2 separate regions of the Homo sapiens genome follow, and region 1 is linked to region 2. Evidence: chromatin contacts called from ENCODE Hi-C or POLR2A ChIA-PET data. All regions are on one chromosome and are shown on one strand. The core of a region is the stretch at or near the end of the contact, and the rest is flanking DNA. Distances in the headings are between cores, read along the strand shown. Region 1 overlaps RBPJ (recombination signal binding protein for immunoglobulin kappa J region). Region 2 overlaps LOC105374542 (a long non-coding RNA gene).

Region 1 (4,769 bases), core at 1,993-4,492, 84 kb after region 2:
TGGTAGATATCCAAGTGTGAGATTATTTGATTGTGATCTATGCTCATATTCCACAGAAGAAAAGCTCTGTATTTCAACTAAAACATTTCCATATTTGGGGCTGACCAGATTTGGTTTGTTAGGAGGTGGACAGTTGCCCTTTTATGGTCACTAGATACTCCATTGCTCTCTTTTATTTCTCTTCAACTTGGTGGCTGTGACACTCCCTCAAACAATCTTTTCTTTCTCTTTTTTTTCACTGCTCTTTTGTACTCCAGTGTTCTCTGCTTTCCTCCCTCTCTCTTCCAACCTACCAGCCCCTTTCTCTCTCTTCTCCTCCCATTCCTCATTTACATGCAGCCTGAACAAACCAAAGAGTTTGCTGTACATTCTGCCTGTAAAAGAATAGTATGTGAACATTGCTTTTGAGTCAGCGAACTGGGCAGGTCAAGTGAGAAGTTATCTGACCAACAAGGATCAAGTCAGGAGGATGCTGGGAATAGCATAAATCTTAGATCTTAGGAGATTGTCCAAAAAGGAGAGAGCTGATCCAGGATGAGTAGTAGTTTTCAGAATAAAGGCCTTGTCAAATATAATAACTGGACCAGTGGTTTTAATTTTGGAGAAATGCTAGAACCAAACCAAAACATTGATAAATAATAGGAAAAATTAACAGTTAGAATGACTCCCTTTCAACTTGATTTTTGTTCCAAAGTTCAAATTTTTACTTAGAATTAAGGTTTTCTTTTCAATCTGAAATTCTTCTTTATATCCTGAGCTCCTAACATTTTAAAAGCACAGGTAATCAATTTGTTAACTAATAACATTATGTTTAATAATGTCATTATTTTCTTAAACACAGTGGTATATTATTGTTACTATAGTAAAGAATTGCCTGGGTGTAATTGCTGGAGATCTGAACATGGTGTATCACATTTTCCAATCAATTAGTTTTAGACTCAACAAAACTACATCAGGGAATTTGTAAGGTGTATTGAGAGACTCCCATTTAGATCTTGATACCACTTCTTTATAGAATCTTTCAAAAATGTGGATTATCACTTCCTTGAAGTGGCACCATGCTTCATTAAAGAACATTGCTTGTGGAGCAAGTAATAACAGTAAGCTATAGTGTTGTATCTTTGTAGGGCATTCTCCATAGGAAAGATAGTTCTATCAGTTTTAGCTACCTGAATTTGGTAAAATAGTTCCCTTTTCTCTCCATTGTAAAATTTGAAAAGTTAGGGTCTGGGTACACTGGCTCACGCCTGTAATCCCAGCACTTTGGGAGACCGAGGCCGGCAGATCACGAGATAAGGAGATCGAGACAATCCTTGCTAACACAGTTAAACCCCGTCTCCACTAAAAATACAAAAAATTAGCCGGGCGTGGTGGCGGACGCCTGTAGTCCCAGCTACTCTGGAGGCTGAGACAGGAGAATGGTGTGAACCTGGGAGACAGAGCTGGCAGTGAGCCGAGATTGCGCCACTGCACTCCAGCCTGGGCGACAGAGCGAGACTCCATCTCAAAAAAAAAAAAAAAAATTGAAAAGTTAATGTCAACTTACAATTTTTTTCTCCATCGTGGAAATTAACTTAAACATTACAGATCAGTTTTTTTAAATCATCATTTAACTGTGCTTTAATCATGTTAAATTGTAATTGATCTAAATAATAATGTAGTTTAATAGATAAAATTCCATAATAATCTTTTTGTTTTGGTTGCATGTGTTTTAACAGATGACTTGCTATTACAGTTTATTCATATAGTGAGCACCTACTGCATACAGATTTGTATTTGAGAACTCAATATTGTACACACATGAGTCATCTTGAACGTGAATAATACAAGCTTATAACTTTGGCCATATTTCTCTAATGGGCATGTATGCTATTAAGAAAAAATACTGCCCAGGATTAAAAGTTATAGCCTAAAATATTGAGTGTGCATTTCCAGTTTATTGTGGAAACTAGTTGGCATTTTTTTTTCTCAGCACAAATACAGTGGTATGACATTTTCTTCATTGCTAGGTTACTTAGTTATAATTCTTTAGGAGTCTGAATTTGAGTGATCTCTACAGCTGTTAACACAGATTTCCCTGGTTTATTTCACCTTATGCTATTGCTTCATATTCTCAAATTGGAATATTACAGTATTTCATCCTTGGGATTCAACAGTTTTGGTTTGCTGAGAAATCAATTACAGGTTAAGAAGTGATTTCTTTGAAACATTAAATAATGATAGGTGGTTTGTTTACTGGGAAAAGAGAATAAATGTTATCAGTGAATTGGGATAAAGTCATTATTTTGGAAAGGCAAAGAATATAAGTAGTTTATGGAACAGAATATGGCTTCCTTATTTGTTTTATATGTGGGGCTCATTATCTTTAACCTTTGTTGATCATTGTAGAGTCAGGAATGAGGGAAACCCTCACCTTGTGGCTTTCCGACCTTCGTTTTTCCTTTTTAAATTAGAAATAATGCTGCCTCTCAGGATTGTTAATGATACTTAAATGAGAATACACATAAGGAGATGTATTTTGTCTATTGCTGTCTCGTTTACTTTGCTATATGAAGCCAGTTGAGGAAGCTACAGGTATAAGTGGCAATGAGACTTCATCTAATCTTACAGATTTAGAGAATGGAGATAGAGAAGATAATTTGGAAATCCAGTTGATGGAATTTGTTAGTGAACTGCCTGTGGTGGAAGGCAAGATGAGGGAGGAGATCAGTAATACTAGTGCTGTAGACAGTAGAGACACCACATGACTTTAGGAAACATGCCTGTGCAGAAGTTGGTGAGAGGAGGAATATTAAGAATTAAATAGCTACAGTGGAGCTCATCTTTAAAGAAAAACTAGTCTCTTGTTTCTTAATTAAGCAATTTGACGTAGGGCGATTGACTAGACAGTTAACTAGTAAATTAACTGTAACACAACACCTTTGCAGCTTGTACAATTTGAGTTCATACATAGCATAGCAAAGTATCAAGTAAATACATAACATGAATGACTCAAAACTCTGAAAATCGTGTCCACTTCCTAGGGGCCTTGTTCTTGTCTTCTGCATTGCCACCCCGACTCACTCTCTCAAGGCTTTCCCTCCTATACTAGTGTTTCCATAAGTTACTGATGATGTGTACTTTAATCAGTGCTTGGTGATCTGGCCAGTCTCAATTCCAAACCTTTCCAAAGGCAAACATTGTCAGATGTTTGTAGAAGCATTAATGAGCTTGTAGTATTACCCAAGGCAAAGCAGCTTGCAGTTAGATCTTGCACCATCAAGCCTTGTGCTCCTGTGCTGTTTTTTTCCCTTTCAGAGCCTCATGGCCTCCTGTGAGGCTTGAGTGAGCAGATACTAGCTGGTGGGCCTGCTCTTTTGGTCCTAGCAATGCAGGAAGGCAACGTGACAGCTTAATGGCTCAGATACACGTTGGCAGAAAGCCAGTAAGCTTTGTATTGTGGTTAAGACCGCTTCTTCAAAGTGGTTTTCATTTTTACCACAAATGTAGGTTTGATCATTATAATGTAAGTTACAATTCAAAAGAAGAAATGTATTGCTTTGTATTAACACTCAAGCAAAAAAGGCATTTCCTTTTTCATGTAATGGTGTTACATAAAATGTTTTGGAAATCTCTTCTCCCCCATTCTGAACATAGGAATTTTGATTCCCATCATTTTATTTTAGTTTATTGCATTATTTTTAAACTCGTGTAGAATATCTACAATGTCCTATTTTATATGTGTTTAAAAGTGGCAATTGTCATCTTTAATTTTTTCCTTAGGGGCAGGCTTCTCTGAAGTAGCTTAACCCCTTATAAACCTGACTGATGGTCTTTCCTTTGTGCATTAGGCCTTATTCTGAAGGGCTCCATAAATGCTCTGGTCTCTGTTATTGAAAAGGAAAGATGCACTGCTGGATTCAAGTACATGAAAATACCAAACTGTGTGTCAAAGGCTTGGCTGCTAAGAAATTGGCCAAACATGGTTTGATGGAGGCTGGACTGGTACTGTGTCTGTGTAATTTCTACCAACAGAAAAAAGAACACAAAACCTCTTCATTAAATGGAACTCTATGTAGATTCATGTTCTTTTTCAATTTAGAAAAAAAGCGTTCTTTGCAGAATTCTGATTGATAGTGTAAGCCGTACATTCAGAAGACTGTCACAGTCCCTACTGCAATTGTAACATAGTGCTCTTGTGCAGGAAAAATGCAAGAGAAATTGTTTCAGCATCAGATTTATGACATACATATATGTGCACACACAAGTGTCTTTATGTGTGTATGTATGTAGTCAAGGTGTGGCACCCATAACAGATGTCTTTAGATTTCCTGAATTTTGTGTTTACAGCTTTATTTTTTACTTTTTTTTTTTTTTTTTTTTGGAGATGGAGTCTTGCTCTGTCACCCAGGCTGGAGTGCAGTGGCACGATCTTGGCTCACTGCAGCCTCCGCCTCCTGGGTTCAAGCGTTTCTCCTGCCTCAGCCTACTGAGTAGCTGGGCTTACAGGTGCCCGCCACCGGCTTACAGGCGCACACCACCATGTCCAGCTAATTTTTGTATTTTTAGTAGAGACGGAGTTTCATCATGTTGGCCAGGCTGGTCTCAAACTCCTGACCTCAGGTGATCCACTCGCCTCGGCCTTCCAAAGTGTTAGGACTACAGGCGTGAGCCACCATGCTCTGCCATGTTTACAGCTTTAGAAAACATTTTCTTACTTCTAGTAATCAAGGAAAAATTTACTCTTTACCCTTGCAAAATTTAGTCAGTACTGAAGGTTTGGGAAGGTA
Region 2 (4,643 bases), core at 1,323-3,822:
CATGATGACTAGCGCCTGTAATCCCAACATTTTTGGTGGCCAAAGCGGAAGGATCGCTTGAGCCCAGGAGTTTGAGAGCAGCCAGGGCAACACAGTGAGACCAGGTCTCTTTAAAAATAAAAAATTAGCCAGATGCGTGGTGGTGAGCACCTGTGGTCCCAGCTACTTAGGAGGCTGAAGGATCACATGAGCCAAAGAAATCAAGGCTCTCGTGAGCTGTGGTCGCACCACTGCACTCCAGCCTGTATGAAAAACCGAGACCCTGCCTCAAAAAAAAAAAAAAAAAAAAAAGAGACAAACAAAATAATTCATGTACTTTAAGCTCTTGGCTTAAAGCTTTGAATCTCACATGTGATCTCTCTGTCCTTCAATATCCTATAATTCATTGTTCTGACTGCACATAGAACATCCCATTCTTACCAGATTGGGGGAACTTCAGGACCAGAATTTAGGCTTAAATTTTTTGATTCCATACAGCATCTTACAAACAGCAGGTGTTCATGTCAATATATATTAATTATGTGCAATTTCTTTATCTGAGGGGCACCCTTTCTTTTGTAAAATGATGTTGTAAAGTAAAACCTCTTTTTTTTTTTTTTTTGGTCGGAGCCTCCCTCCGTCACCCAGGCTGGAGTGCAGTGGCCACTATCTCTGTTCACTGCAGCCTCCGCCTCCTGGGTTCAAGCCATTCTCCTGCTTCAGCTTCCCAAGTAGCTGGGATCACGGGGATGCACCACCACGCCTGGCTAATTTTTGTATTTTTCATATAGACGGGGTTTCTCCATGTTGTCCAGGCTGGTCTCGAACTCCTCACCTCAGGTGATCCGCCCACCTCGGCCTCCCAAAGTGCTGGGATTACAGGCGTGAGCCGCCGCACCTGGCCTAAACTAAAAGCTTTAGGTTGGCACATTTTCAGGTGAAAAAGACAAAGGAAAGAGCTAGCATGCTACGGTAAAAAGAGAGTATTGATTTTAAACCATGTCACTGTTCTGAGATCTGTGCTCAAAAATAAAGGAGTATTTTAGGTCATTGGAAAAAGAAGAAAGAGAGAAAAGATTGGGCACAGTGGTTCGTGCCTGTAATCCCAGCACTTTAAGAGGCCAAGGTAAGAGAATCACTTGAAGCCAGGAGTTTGAGACCAGCCTGGGCAGCATAGCGAGACCCCATCTCTAGCAAAAAAAGTAAAAAATATAATAACAATTAGCCAGACATGGTGGCATGCTCCTGTAGTCCCAGTTACTCAGAAGGCTCGAGTGGGAAGATCGCTTGAGTCAGGGAGATGGAGGCTACAGTAAGTTGTAATCATGCTGCTGCAGTCCAGCTTGGCTGACAAAGTGAGACCTTGCCTCGGAAAGGAAAGGAAAGGAAAGGAAAGGACAGGAGAGGAGAGGGGAGGGGAGGGGAGGGGAGGGGAGGGGAGGGGAGGGGAGGGGAGGAGCAGAGAAGAGAAGAAAAGAGAAGAAAAGAAAAGAAAGGAAAGGAAGGAAAGGAGGGAAGAAAAGAAAGAGAAAGAAAGAAGAAAACGAGAAAGGGAGGGAGGAAGGCAGGAAGGCAGGACAGAAGAACGCAGGCAGGCAGGCAAGATGGAAGGAAGGAAGGGAGGGAGGGAGGGAAAGAGAAAGAAGGAGAAAGAAGAACTCCAATAGAAGAAGACCAGGGAAGGGTCTAGGCCTAATTTTGTCATTTATTTAAATGTCTTTGAGCATCTCATTGAACTCTCTCTGCTTCTCTGCATTTGCATCTGCAAAATGAGGAAACTGCACATGACTCTGAGGTGATTTCCCACTCAATGATCCTAAGATATTTGAGTACTTGAATATCCTTCAATGATAACATCTGGGAAGAGTATAAAGTCTGATATTAGTCCTCAGTAGTGCTCTCCAAAAGGATGGGTAGATAACTACAGACATTTTTAATTACATATCACTGAGTAACAAATTACCTCCAAATTTAGGAGCTTAAGGCAAGAATAAACATTTATTCTCTCACAGAGTTTCTCAGGGTCAGGAATCCAGGAGTGGCTTAGCTGGGAGGTTCTAGCTTGGGATCTATAAAGGGATTGTAGTCAAGAAGTTGGCTGGACATACAGTCTTCTGAAAATTTGACTAAGGCTGAAGAATCTGTTTCCAAGGTGGCGCTCTCATGGCCGATGGCAGAGTCTTCAGTTGCTTATCACAGGGACTTCCTTGCAGAGCTGTTTGAGTGCCCCTCTGGCATGGCAGTTGGCTTCTTCTGCAATGAGTGATCTAAGAGCAAGAGCAAGGAGGAAGCCACAATGCATGTAATGACTTATTCTCACGGGTTGCACATTGTCACTGCTGCCACATTGAATTCGCTAAAACTCAGTTACTGACTACAGACCACACCCTAGGAGAGAAGAATTAGGCTCCACTTCTTGAAAGGAGTATCAAAGAACTTGCAAATTTATTTGTGAGTTTATTTTAAAAGCCCTCACAAACACGTATTCTTTAAACTAGAGTGGCTCAGCCCTGCAAGACAGGGAAGTTATAACAACCAACATTTCTAGAGTGACTCACTGTTTAGAAAGTATTTCCCCATGTTTTCTCATTGGGTTGTCACAACCCCCCAGTGGAACAACAGCATTAATATCCCCACTTAAAAATGAGGAAATGGAAGCGAGGTCACTTTTGTACAGTTATTTAACAAGTAAGTTGTATAGCTGGGGATTAAGCCCAGCACAAAGCATAAGGCCTTTTCACCATCCTTCAAATGAGAAACTTGGCATGAAGGCCTTTGCACAGAAAAGTTTCATTAGGAAGATTGACTATTCCTTACTTCCTACCAATTGTTTTTACCTATTTTATTAAATTTTTTTATGTTTAACTTACATACTTCCAAAATTACTTGAAGCAGTTTACAAATAAAATGTTTAAGAAAGAAAGAGGAGTAGGGCTGGGCCTGGTGGCTCATGCCTGTAATCCCAGCACTTTGGGAGGCCGAGGTGGACAGATCACTAGAGGTCAGGAGTTCAAGACCAGCCTGGCCAACATAGTGAAACCCCATCTCTACTAAAAATACAAAAATTAGCTGGGCACAGTGGCAGGTGCCTGTGATCCCAGCTACTTGGGAGGCTGAGGTGGGAGAACCACTTGAACCTGAGAGTGGTATGCAGGTCAAACCACTGCACTCCAGCCTCAGCGACAGAGTGAGACTTGGTCTCAAAAAAAAAAAAAAAAAAAAAAAGAAAAAGAAAAAGGAGTAAATAATTCTAGGCACCAGAAATGATCATATTACAACACTTGGCAATAAATTTGGTTCAGATCTTTCTGGCAGCAGAGGTGAAAAGAGAAGCGTGATAGGCTGCAGAGATTTCACTTTCTGACAAGAGTGAGCATGCATGCTATCATTGCCTGAAGCTAAATTCAAGAAGGACTTTATCACGTGGAGTTGTGTAGAGTTAATACCGCTTAACATTGTGGTCAGTATCTTCAATCACACGCTTGCAAAAGATGTACTCATATTAACCCTGAATGTAAACAGAGGACACACCTCACCTGTAAGTTGGTTAATATATTTGAGGAAGAAGCTGAGGAAAGGTGGCCCAGGTACCTTTCTCTCTAATGTCTTTACCAAATTAAGGCATAGAACTTGGAGAATATACAGGAATTGAAGGTTGATCTGTCTGGTGGACTGTCTCTCAAGTATCAGAGTTGTGAGAGTGCTTGAATGACCTGCTAAATCTTGTTAATTTGTCTTGGCATCTTGTAACAGGTACCTACCTGTAATATAAATATTCTATATTGTCAATTAATTAAGGACTTTGCTAAAAGAGAGCAAGGAATGCCAATATAAAGTTAAAGAAAAATATAAAATAAATAAGTTAGGCTGGGCATGGTGACTCATGTCTGAAATCCCAGGACTTTGGGAGGACATGGTGGGAGGGTTGCTTGAGGCCAGGAGTTCGAAACCAGCCTAGGCAAAACAGCGAGACCCCACCTCCCATCTCTACATGTGACTTAAAAAACTTAGCTGGGCATGGTGGTACATGCCTGTAGTCCTAGCTACTTGGAAGACTGTGACAGGAGGTTCACTTGAGCTCAGGAGTTTGAGGCTGCAGTGAGCTATGATTGCACCACAGAACGAGACCCTGTCTAAAAAAAAAAAAAAAAAAAAGTAAAAAAAGTTAGACCGCATGAGCTGTAATAACCCTTTTTGGACCAATATGCTGTGACTCTGTGGCTTTAAGGATGAGATGCCAATATGCATTCTTGTCCCAGTAGAGAGCCAGCCCAGTTTGGCCTGGGTGTGAGAAGCAAAGCTATCAAAAGCTTTGGCCAATTTTTTCCCCCAAAAGGAATTCCAAATATATCCAAGCTTCTATGTTAGTGACTGATTGAAACCAAAGCTTTATACCATATGACATAGAATCCTGGAATAGATAACTTTAGGCTGAAGAAAAAAGAAAAGTTAAGGCAGGTGTGAGCAGCTGTCCAGTTCTGCCATAAAAGAAATCAAGTTTAACTTCAGCGATAACATGCCTTCTTTTAAGCACTCGAGTTTTGTTAGGTTCTCTCCAGTTGGCTGAAAATTACACCCTAAATATTCCTCTAAAAGTAGATAACTTAGTGCACTTTTATTTAATATTACAGTACTTATAAAGGTTTCTATTAATGGGTCTCCTC

What was found. Hi-C counts contacts between places; a loop is a spot of excess contacts on that map. ChIA-PET counts read pairs that join two places held with the same protein, here RNA polymerase II (POLR2A). Pooled maps may share reads with other maps.
Region 1: a pooled map shows a loop between it and region 2 (1.8-fold over the local background). The contact joins two enhancer-like sites. A Hi-C loop is called at or near these places in 1 of 50 pooled maps. POLR2A ChIA-PET finds 5 or more read pairs at or near these places in 3 of 52 experiments (A673, WTC11 and activated T-cell).

Annotation. Positions count from the first base shown.
Region 1 is chr4:26,369,574-26,374,342 of GRCh38, forward strand. The region is part of intron 1 of RBPJ (recombination signal binding protein for immunoglobulin kappa J region); the gene reads left to right. Among named protein-coding and RNA genes, the nearest start is that of RBPJ, 51 kb to the left of the region's middle. RefSeq lists enhancers at 2,797-3,297, 3,473-3,522 and a silencer at 3,094-3,388. Within about 2 kb of position 3,243, at least 5 of the 41 ENCODE cell types and tissues checked have a DNase peak (open chromatin) inside an H3K27ac peak, as active enhancers do.
Region 2 is chr4:26,286,204-26,290,846 of GRCh38, forward strand. It overlaps LOC105374542 (a long non-coding RNA gene), which reads right to left. Exons shown (of 2, transcript XR_925508.3): 2 at 1,950-2,246. It also overlaps a transcript of RBPJ not described here. Among named protein-coding and RNA genes, the nearest start is that of RBPJ, 32 kb to the right of the region's middle. RefSeq lists an enhancer at 2,442-2,491 and a silencer at 2,662-2,711. Within about 2 kb of position 2,573, at least 8 of the 41 ENCODE cell types and tissues checked have a DNase peak (open chromatin) inside an H3K27ac peak, as active enhancers do.